2 separate regions of the Homo sapiens genome follow, and region 2 is linked to region 1. A link is a loop called in an ENCODE intact Hi-C map of the cell type or tissue named here. Cell type or tissue: Calu3. All regions are shown on one strand. Region 1 overlaps ACER3 (alkaline ceramidase 3). Region 2 overlaps ACER3 (alkaline ceramidase 3).

Evidence for each region. Hi-C counts contacts between places; a loop is a spot of excess contacts. Peaks named below come from ENCODE experiments on the same cell type or tissue, not always from the same donor. Only the 100,000 strongest peaks of a DNase experiment are listed, where the experiment ranks them.
Region 2: it touches region 1 in a loop (3-fold over the local background); 2 of 110 quality-filtered maps call a loop at or near these places.

Annotation. Positions count from the first base shown.
Region 1 is chr11:76,961,233-76,966,232 of GRCh38, reverse strand. All of the region lies in intron 3 of ACER3 (alkaline ceramidase 3), which reads right to left. The region is part of intron 1 of ACER3-AS1 (ACER antisense RNA 1); the gene reads left to right. Among named protein-coding and RNA genes, the nearest start is that of B3GNT6, 71 kb to the left of the region's middle. RefSeq lists an enhancer at 1,632-2,831 and a silencer at 3,053-3,112. In Calu3, no CTCF peak of the experiment used is centred here; DNase peaks (open chromatin) are centred at 2,652 and 3,082.
Region 2 is chr11:77,013,302-77,018,301 of GRCh38, reverse strand. ACER3 (alkaline ceramidase 3) reads right to left here. Exons shown (of 11, transcript NM_018367.7): 8 at 3,185-3,286; 9 at 1,523-1,627. All of the region lies in intron 1 of ACER3-AS1 (ACER antisense RNA 1), which reads left to right. Among named protein-coding and RNA genes, the nearest start is that of B3GNT6, 19 kb to the left of the region's middle. In Calu3, no CTCF peak of the experiment used is centred here; a DNase peak (open chromatin) is centred at 2,441.

The DNA of each region.
Region 1 (5,000 bases):
TTTACCATTATGTAATGGCCTTCTTTGTCTCTTTTGATCTTTGTTGGTTTAAAGTCTGTTTAATCAGAGACTAGGATTGCAACCCCTGCCTTTTTTTGTTTTCCATTTGCTTGGTAGATCTCCCTCCATCCCTTTATTTTGAGCCTATGTGTGTCTCTGCACATGAGATGGATCTCCTGAATACAGCACACTGATGGGTCTTGACTCTTTATCCAATTTGCCAGCCTGTGTCTTTTAATTGGAGCATTTAGCCCATTTACATTTAAGGTTAATATTGTTATGTGTGAATTTGATCCTGTCATTATGATGTTAGCTGGTTATTTTGCTCGTTAGTTGATGTAGTTTCTTCCTAGCCTTGATGGTCTTTACAATTTGGCATGTTTTTGCAGTGGCTGGTACCGGTTGTTCCTTTCCATGTTTAGTGCTTCCTTCAGGAGCTCTTTTAGGGCAGGGCTGGTGGTGACAAAATCTCTCAGCATTTGCTTGTCTGTAAAGGATTTTATTTCTCCTTCACTTATGAAGCTTAGTTTGGCTGGATATGAAATTCTGTGTTGAAAATTCTTTCCTTTAAGAATGTTGAATATTGGCCCCCACTCTCTTCTGGCTTGTAGAGTTTCTGCTGAGAGATCAGCTGTTAGTCTGATGGGCTTCCCTTTGTGGGTAACCCTACCTTTCTGTCTGGCTGCCCTTAACATTTTTTCCTTCATTTCAGCTTTCGTGAATCTGAGAGTTATGTGTCTTGGAGTTGCTCCTCTCGAGGAGTATCTTTGTGGCATTCTTTGTATTTCCTGAATTTGAATGTTGGCCTGCCTTGCTAGATTGGGGAAGTTCTCCTGGATAATATCCTGCAGAGTGTTTTCCAACTTGGTTCCATTCTCCCTGTCACTTTCAGGTACAACAATCAGACGTAGATTTGGTCTTTTCACAGTCCCATATTTCTTGGAGGCTTTGTTCGTTTCTTTTTATTCTTTTTTCTCTAAACTTCTCTTCTGGCTTCATTTCATTCATTTCGTCTTCCATCACTGATAGCCTTTCTTCCAGTTGATCGCATCAGCTACTGAGGCTTGTGCATTCGTCACGTAGTTCTCGTGCCGTGGTTTTCAGCTCCATCAGGTCCTTTAAGGACCTCTCTGCATTGGTTATTCTAGTTAGCCATTCATCTTATTTTTTTTCAAGGTTTTTAACTTCTTTGCCATTGGTTCGAACTTCCTCCTTTAGCTTGGAGTAGTTTAATCTTCTGAAGCCTTCTTCTCTCAACTTGTCAAAGTCATTCTCCGTCCAGCTTTGTTCCATTGCTGGTGAGGAGCTGCATTCCTTTGGAGGAGGACAGGCGCTCTGATTTTTAGTTTCCAGTTTTTCTGCTCTGTTTTTTCCCATCTTCATGGTTTTATCTACCTTTGGTCTTTGATGATGGTGACGTACAGATGGGTTTTTGGTGTGGATGTCCTTTCTGTTTGTTAGTTGTCCTTCTAACAGTCAGGACCCTCAGCTGCAGGTCTGTTGGAGTTTGCTGGAGGTCCACTTCAGACCCTGTTTGCCTGGGTATCAGCAGTGGTGGCTGCAGAACAGAGGATATTGGTGAACCGCAAATGCTGCTGCCTCATCATTCCTCTGGAAGTTTTGTCTCAGAAGAGTACCCAGCCGTGTGAGGTGTCAGTCCACCCCTACTGGGGGGTGCCTCCCAGTTAGGCTACTCGGGGGTCAGGGACCCACTTGAGGAGGCAGTCTGCCCGTTCTCAGATCTCAAGCTTCATGCTGGGAGAACCACTACTCTCTTCAAAGCTGTCAGACAGGGACATTTAAGTCTGCAGAGGTTACTGCTGCCTTTTGTTTGTCTGTTCCCTGCCCCCAGAGGTGGAGCCTATAGAGGCAGGCAGGCCTCCTTGAGCTGTGGTGGGCTTCATCCAGTTCGAGCTTCCCGGCCGCTTTGTTTACCTACTCAAGCCTCGGCAATGGCAGGCGCCCCTCCCCCAGCCTCACTGCTGCCTTGCAATTTGATCTCAGACTGCTGTGCTAGCAGTGAGAGAGGCTCCGTGGGCGTAGGACCCTCCGAGCCAGGTGCGGGATATAATCTCCTGGTGTGCGGTTTGTTAAGCCCATTGGGAAAGTGCAGTATTAGGGTGGGAGTGACCTGATTTTCCAGGTGCCATCGGTCACCCCTTTCTTTGACTAGGAAAGGGAATTCCCTGACCCCTTGCACTTCCTGGGTGAGGCGATGCCTCGCCCTGCTTTGGCTCACGCACATGCACTGCACCCACTGACCTGCACCCAATGTCCGGCACTCCCCAGTGAGATGAACCCGGTACCTCAGTTGGAAATGCAGAAGTCACCCGTCTTCTGTGTCGCTAACGCCGAGAGTTGTAGACTGGAGCTGTTCCTATTTGGCCATCTTGGCTACTTGACCAGGTTTCTTTTCTTAACGCAGCATAATGTGGCTTACTTTTCAACCTGACTTTGGTATAGCATCACATGACAAGGAAATCAAAGGACCTCTTGAGACTCTATTGTCCTGAGATAGGAATAATACAGGGTGGAGAAGAAATTCCAGGCAGCAATTTCACATGACTTAGAGTCTTTGGGCTGGTAAGATCCTGAAAAACAGGGTGTGGACCAAGCTGGCTAAGACCGATTGGATCCAGCATGTCACTGGATTTGACCGAGGTTTCACCTAGGACCTCATTATATGCTCATTAACATACTAAACCACAAACCCAGCAGCACCATTGAAATAGGTCAGGGTCACTGGTCTCGTTGTCTAATGTGTTATCCGAGCTTGTGGTCTCAAGAAAATTAAGGAGTGTGGACCCAAAGAATGAGGTTGGAGGAAAAGTTTAATAAGCAAAAGAAGAAAAGCTGAATTGAAAAGCTTTCACAAGAAACTGCTCTCATGTCTGTAAGTGTTTGAGAAACTTATCTATGCATAACTTCCCTTTATGTAGTTGTGGGTATGTCTCTAGGTAAGCATAAAGTGAAACTTTTTGTTTGTATAATTGTGGTTTTGTTTAAAGTAAGCCCCCCTCCTCCCTCTGCAAGTTTCCATGGGGCCCACTGTGTACATGTCTGAAAAGGGGAGGAAACTTCCTGGGAGCTCGCTAATCATACAAAGAGCAAAAGGCTTCTATGCTGGACTTTTCCTGCCTTGCCTGCTTATCTGTGGCTTATCTGTGCAGGTGCACTGTAGCTGCGATTTTTCAGGCAGGCAGCTTCTACAGTCTGAGTTTTTCTCCAAGCTGCTCTATCTTGCCTGTAGCTGTGATTTTTCAGGCAGGCAGCTTTTCCAAGGACCAGCCTTAACCGTTTACCTAACTAATTTTTCCTTTTCTTCTCCCTCACTATGACAGTTCCAGGAACACCTATTGGGTGGCACCACAGTTCTGATAAATCTCTACCTTTTTCCAGGAATTTTCATGAATATTCCATTCCTTGGTTAGAGAAACACATAAAGGTAGCAGCCCCAAACCCCACTGCATGACACTCTCTCAAGTACACCTGCACTCCCTTGAGTGTGTACTTTTACTCTTTGCAATAAATTTCTTTACTTTCATTATTTTTCGACTTGTCCTTGAATTCATTCTTGTGATGGTGCCAAGAGCCTAGACATTGGCTAGGATAGAGGTCCACTGCTGTTTGGGGACTTCCCCCAGCCCACCAGTATCACACCATGCCATGGTCACTAATATTGGCTCAGAATAAACCTTTAAAAAATACTTGACAGGCCAGGCACAGTGGCTCACGCCTGTATTCCCAGCACTTTGGGAGGCCAGGTGGGTGGATCATCTGAGGTCAAGAGTTCAAGACCAGCCTGGCCAATGTGGTGAAACCCCGTCTCTACTAAAAATACAAAAATTAGCGAGGCATGGTGGCGGGTGCTTATAACCCCAGCTACTCAGGAGGCTGAGGCAGGAGAATCGCTTGAACCTGGGAGGCAGAGGTTGCAGTGAGCCGAGATCACACTACATTCCAGTGTCACTCTGGGCGACAGAGTGAGACTCCATCTCAAAAAAAAAAAAAAAAAATTAGCTGGGCATGGTGGTGCACGCCTGTAACCCCAGCTACTCGGGAGGCTGAGGCAGGAGAATCACTTGAACCTGGGAGGCAGAGGTTGCCGTGAGCCAAGATTACACCACTGCATGCCAGCCTAAGTGACAAGGGTGAAACTCCATCTCAAAAAATAATAATAATAAAAATTAAAAATAATAAAATAAAGATATTTGACAGGGTTTAGTTTTTCCATTAACACATATAATTTTGATTTGTCCCATTAGTGATGATTAGGTTGCTTGATTAAGGTGTTTCCCACTTGGCTTCTCCACTGTAAAGGTATTCTTTCTCCCCTTTTTAAGTATTTTGTGGAAAGGTACTTTGAAACTATGTAAATATACTCTTTAACATCAAACTTTTTCTTTATTCATTTATTTATACTCATGTATTATTTCATTTAATACATCATTTATTATCTAGTATGGACTCAGATTTCCCATATTACTCATCGGGTTACATTATAACTATTATAACCCATTACCATTTATTTTGATGCTCAAATTGCCCCATATTTGGCCAGCAGGAACCTCTTCAAGTTGGCTTCAGTGTCCTTTTGACATATTCCCATAATTTTTTGAGCCTTTCCATTTTTTCTGGCATAAAAAGATGATCTAGGCTGATATTGTCCTTTTTTTTTTTTCTGCCCCAGCCCTTGGAATCAGCCCTGGTTCCTTTTAAAGAAGAATGATTTTTAGAAAACAAGATCTGGATGCTAGGTATATTCTTTGGCTTTGAAGTTCCCCATTCCCAGATCCTCTCATGGACAGAGCTTGAGAATGTATGTATATATATGTGTATTAAAATATTTAAGTATGTATACATATACACAAAATACATACATATGCATATCACATATTTTCACATCTATATTTATGTCTATTATATATGTATGTATTGAACATAGGAGTCTGCACTGTTAACTCCAATTTCAGTTTGTCACCACAGAGCTCATTCTAGTT
Region 2 (5,000 bases), 52 kb before region 1:
TGTGCATGGTTTGTGGTGCCTCAAAACAATTACAATAGTAACATCAAAGATCACTGATCACAGGCCAGGCACCTTGGCTCACAACTGTAATCCCAGCACTTTGGGAGGCTGAGGTGGGATGATCACTTGAGGTCAGGAGTTTGGGACCAGTATGACCAACATGGTGAAAGCCTGTCTCTACTAAAAGCACAAAAATTAGCCAGGCAGGGTGGCGCATTGCCTGTGATCCTGGCTACTTGGGAGGCTGAGGCAGGAGAATCACTTGAACCCAGGAGATGGAGGTTGCAGTGAGCCAAGATAGTGCCACTGCACTCCAGCTTGGGGGAGACTCTGTCTCCCAAAAAAAAAAAAAAAAAAAAAAGATCACTGATCACAGATCACCATAACAGATATAATAATAATAATAAAGTTTGAAATATTGTCAGAATTACAAAAATAAGACACAGAAACATGAAGTGAGCACATGCTGCTGGAAAAATGTCACCTATAAACTTGCTTAATGCAGGACTGCCACAAACTTTCTACTTGTAAAAAACACAATACCTGAAAAGTACAAACAAAAGAAAAAGTTATGCATGCTTGTTTATTTTGAAATCAAGAAGTGTGATGTTTCATGTCTGCTCTTTTTCAAGATTGATCTGGCTACCTGTGGCCTTTTGTGGTTGCATATGAATGTTGGAATTATTTTTTCTATTTCTGTAAAAAAATGCCTTTGGAATTCTAAATGAGATTGCATTGGATCTGTGGATGGCTTTGGGTAGTATGAACATTTTAACAGCTTTGTCTTTTAATCCATGAATACAGGATGTCTTTTCATTTGTTTGCGTTTTGCTTAATTTCTTTTATGAATGTTTTGACCTAGTTAGAGGTCTGTTCTATTTCTTCACAACTCACTCTTGGTAGGTTCTGTTTCTAGGATATTGTCCATTTCTTTTAAGTCATCCAATTGGTTGGCATATAATTGTGGGATTCTTCTTATCTCTGTGGCAGCATTGTAATGTCTCTTCTTTTATTTCTGATTTTATGTATTTGAGTCTTCTCTCTCTTTTTTTGTTAGTCTTGCTAAGGTTTGTCAATTCTGGTGATCTTTCAGTACCCCAACTCTTAGTTTCACAGATTTTTAAAAATTTTTCTATTTTGTTTATTTCTGCTCCATGTTATTTCTTTCCTTCTGCCAAATTTGGGCTTAATTTGTTCTTTTCCTTGTTCTTTGAGGTGTAAAGTTTCATTGAGATCTCTCTTCCTTTTAAATGTGACATTAATTTCTGTGAACTTCTCTTAGTATTGCTTTTGCTGCATGTCATAAGTTTGGTATGTTGTATTTTTGTTTTCACTTGTCTCAAGGTATTTTCTAATTTTTTGACTTCTTCTTTGACCCAGCGGTTGTTCAAGAGTGTACTATTTAATTTTCATGTTTGTGAATTTTCTAGTGTTTTAAAAATATTTACATCCTATTTAAAGAGTAAAGAAAAAAAAAAACAACAAACTCTAGTACGAGGCTAAAAAAGTCTCTATTTCCTACCTGAAAAGGATGTGAAGATAGGAACCAAGGCCAGTTAAAATATGCCACCATGCATGAAATTGTGTGGTAATACCTATGATAGGTGGTACCTTCTTTCGAAAGTTCCTGTGTGGAGAGAGGGAGAAAATCACGTTAAATTTTTAAAATATTTAGCGACTAACGCTGATAGTCTTAGAGCATTTTGAAATATCATTCTCAAAACAGCAGTTATTTAATTGCCTTAAGTTTCCTGTAGTCTGCCACATTGTTATCCAAAGTACATTCTGAGGAACAGTATTCAACAATGATAATTTATGGTCAATCTGTGTCATCTAAACCCTCAGCCACTTCTCTCTCTCATATCTTTTTGAAGCAAATCCCAGATACTATGTCATTTTATTTATAAATATTTAGTATGTATTTCTAAAATATGAAAACCTCCCTAAAACATAACCACATTTTCACACCTAAAGATAATAATAATACTCCCTTAATATCATAAAAGATTCGGTTACTGATTGAAGTTCCAAATTTCTCATACTTTATTTTTTTAAATAGTTGGTTTGTTTGAATCAGAATCCAAAAAAGGCCAACACATTGTATCTGGTTGGATATATCTAAGGCTCTTAATCTATAGGTTCCTCTTCCCTCTTTTTTCCTGCCTCTGCAAATTTTTTTTTTTTTTTTTTTCCCTGAGACGGAGTCTTGCTCTGTCGCCCAGGCTGGAGTACAGTAGCACGATCTCGGCTCACTGCAACCTCCGCCTCCCCAGTTCAAGCGATTCTCCTGCCTCAGCCTCCCAAGTAGCTGGGATTACAGGCACACGTCACCAGGCCCAGCTAATTTTTGTATTTTTAGTAAAGACAGGGTTTCACCATGTTGGCCTGGCTGGTCTTGAACTCCTGACCTCAAGTGATCCGCCCCCTCGGCCTCCCAGAGTGCTAAGATTACAGGCATGAGTCACCACGCCTGGCTGTGCCTCTGCAATTTATTTGTCGAAGAGACCAGGTCATTCATTCTGTAGATTTCTCACAGTCTGAATTTTGTTGATTGCCTTCCTGTAGTACTGTTCAGTACCCTCCTCTCTTCTCTGTTTATGCAAAATTGTTAGTTCACAGGATTTAGAGTTGGAATGACCCACCTGTTTAACCTGTTCAGCATGCTCATTTCATGGAAAAGAGGGCCAGAAAGACAGTGTCTTAATGACAGACTAGAATCCAGAGACCTAAGTCTAAGATTCAAACTCCTGTCAATATATGATTGCTGACAAGATGGTAAAAGGAACACTTGCTTTTTTAGAAAATAACATTAAGCATATGAAAGTGTATATTTATATACATATATTTCATATGCTTATTACAAATCAGTCTTCTTTATTCAATGAAACAGATCAGGCATGTTTCAAAGGAATAGTCAACATTTGATTAACTATATAGTTCTTTGATGCCCACACACACAAAACCCAAACCCTACAGAGGTTATGAAATAGTCTCAGGTCCAAAATTTTAGGTAATTTAAACAGGTATTCTAATAGTCTAACTTTATTATACTGTATATATCTTTTAAATGTCAACAATAGTAAAAATTCATTTCAGGGCACTACTATTTCTATATGTTTATAAAATTCTCTACTTAATAAAATGCTTCCAAAAATATTTCTGAAGGAATGAAAATATATCTTACCTCAGTGACTCACAAAATATGTTATCTATATTCCAAAATAAAAATCCCAATAAAAATATACCCAATGATGTATAACCCAGTCCTCTAAGCCATGGATAAACCCTGTGGGGGGGAAAACAGAAAAGCAAAATAAAATTTTCTCAAGTCATGTCACGATCAGAAATTGAAGCCATCACTTTCTTCCTTTTTTATAAGGGCTGGGATCTCACTATGTTGCCCAGGCTGGAGTGCAGTGGCTATTCACAGATGTGATCATTGTACATTCCAGCCTCGAATTCCTGTGCTCAAGGGTATCCTCCCATCTCAGTCTCCCAAATAGCTGGGAAAATAGACATGTGCTACCATGCCTGGCTAGAAGACATCACTTTCATGAGAAGGAACAGTTTTTGTTTATAGTAAAAGCAGACCTATCAAATTTTCTAATAATTTGCCTACTATATGTAGCCAATAAAAGGTGCTGAGAAATAAGCCACCAGACTTTAATAAATGTATTGGGAAAGTACCTGATAACTTTTTTGGTCCCATGGAAAAGGCAGGGTGATAGTGGATTAGCTATCAATGTAGGTTGAGTCATATGCTCCATGTAAGGCAATGTAGTTACACATACACACACACACATTCATTCATTAAATCACTTAATACATATGGAGTACTTACTGTGTACCAGGCATTGTTGTAAGCATTTGGGAAGGTAGTGGTCAATAGGTAAAGTTTTTGTTCTCAAAGAATTTACAGTATAGTTGGGGGAGGTAAACAATTAAATACATAATTATAATTGCTTTGAAGAAAAATAAGGCCTGATAAGGAGTGATACGGAGGTATTGTGGATGGGTGCGCATGCACACACATACCACACACAAAATGTTAAAAAAATCCCTGTGAGGCAGGTATTATTATTTTTACTTCACTGATGAGAAAATTGAAGCTTGGTGAGGTACTGAAAATAGTATCAGCTTACCTATGTTTTATAGCTTCAATGAGGTATAACTGACTTACATTTAAACTATTAAATATATTTAAATTGTCTATCTGATCAGTACATCTGTACATACCCATGAAACCACCACCACAATCAAGATATCCACCACCTCCAAAAGCTCAATTTGCATTTTTTAGAATGCTATATAAATGGAATCATACCATATATACCCCTGATTGTATAGCTTCTTTCATTTGACATAATTCTTTGAGATTCATCTATGTTACTATGTTATCAATACTTCATTTCCCTTTATTGTTGAGTAGGTACTCCATTGTATGGTCACAGCACAATTTGTTTCTCTGTCCAAATGCGGGTTTCCAGTTTTTGACTGTTACAAATAAAGCAGCTATGAACATTCACAAATAACACTTTATATAGACATATGTTTTAATTTTTCTTGGGTAAATAGCTAGGAGAAGAATGGCTGTATTGTATGGCAGGTGAATATTTAATTTTTCAAGATACTGCTACACTGTTTTCCTAAGTGACTGTACCATTTTACATTCCCACCAGGCATGTATAAGTGTTCCAGATGTTCCACATCTTCATCAGCACTTGGTTTGAAGTCAGTCTTTTTCATTTTAGCTGTTTTAGTAGGTATGTAGTGGTATCTCATTGTGGTTTTAATTTGCATTTCCCTAATGACTAATGTTTTTGAGCATCTTTCACGTAGTTATTTACTACCCATACATCTTCTTTGATACATTATTGTTTGCCTTCTTATTATTCAGTTTTAAGAATTCTTTCTATATTTTACATGTAGGTACTTTGTTGGATATATATTTTGCAAGTAGTTTCTCCAAGTCTGTGGCTTGCCTTTTATTTTCTGAATAC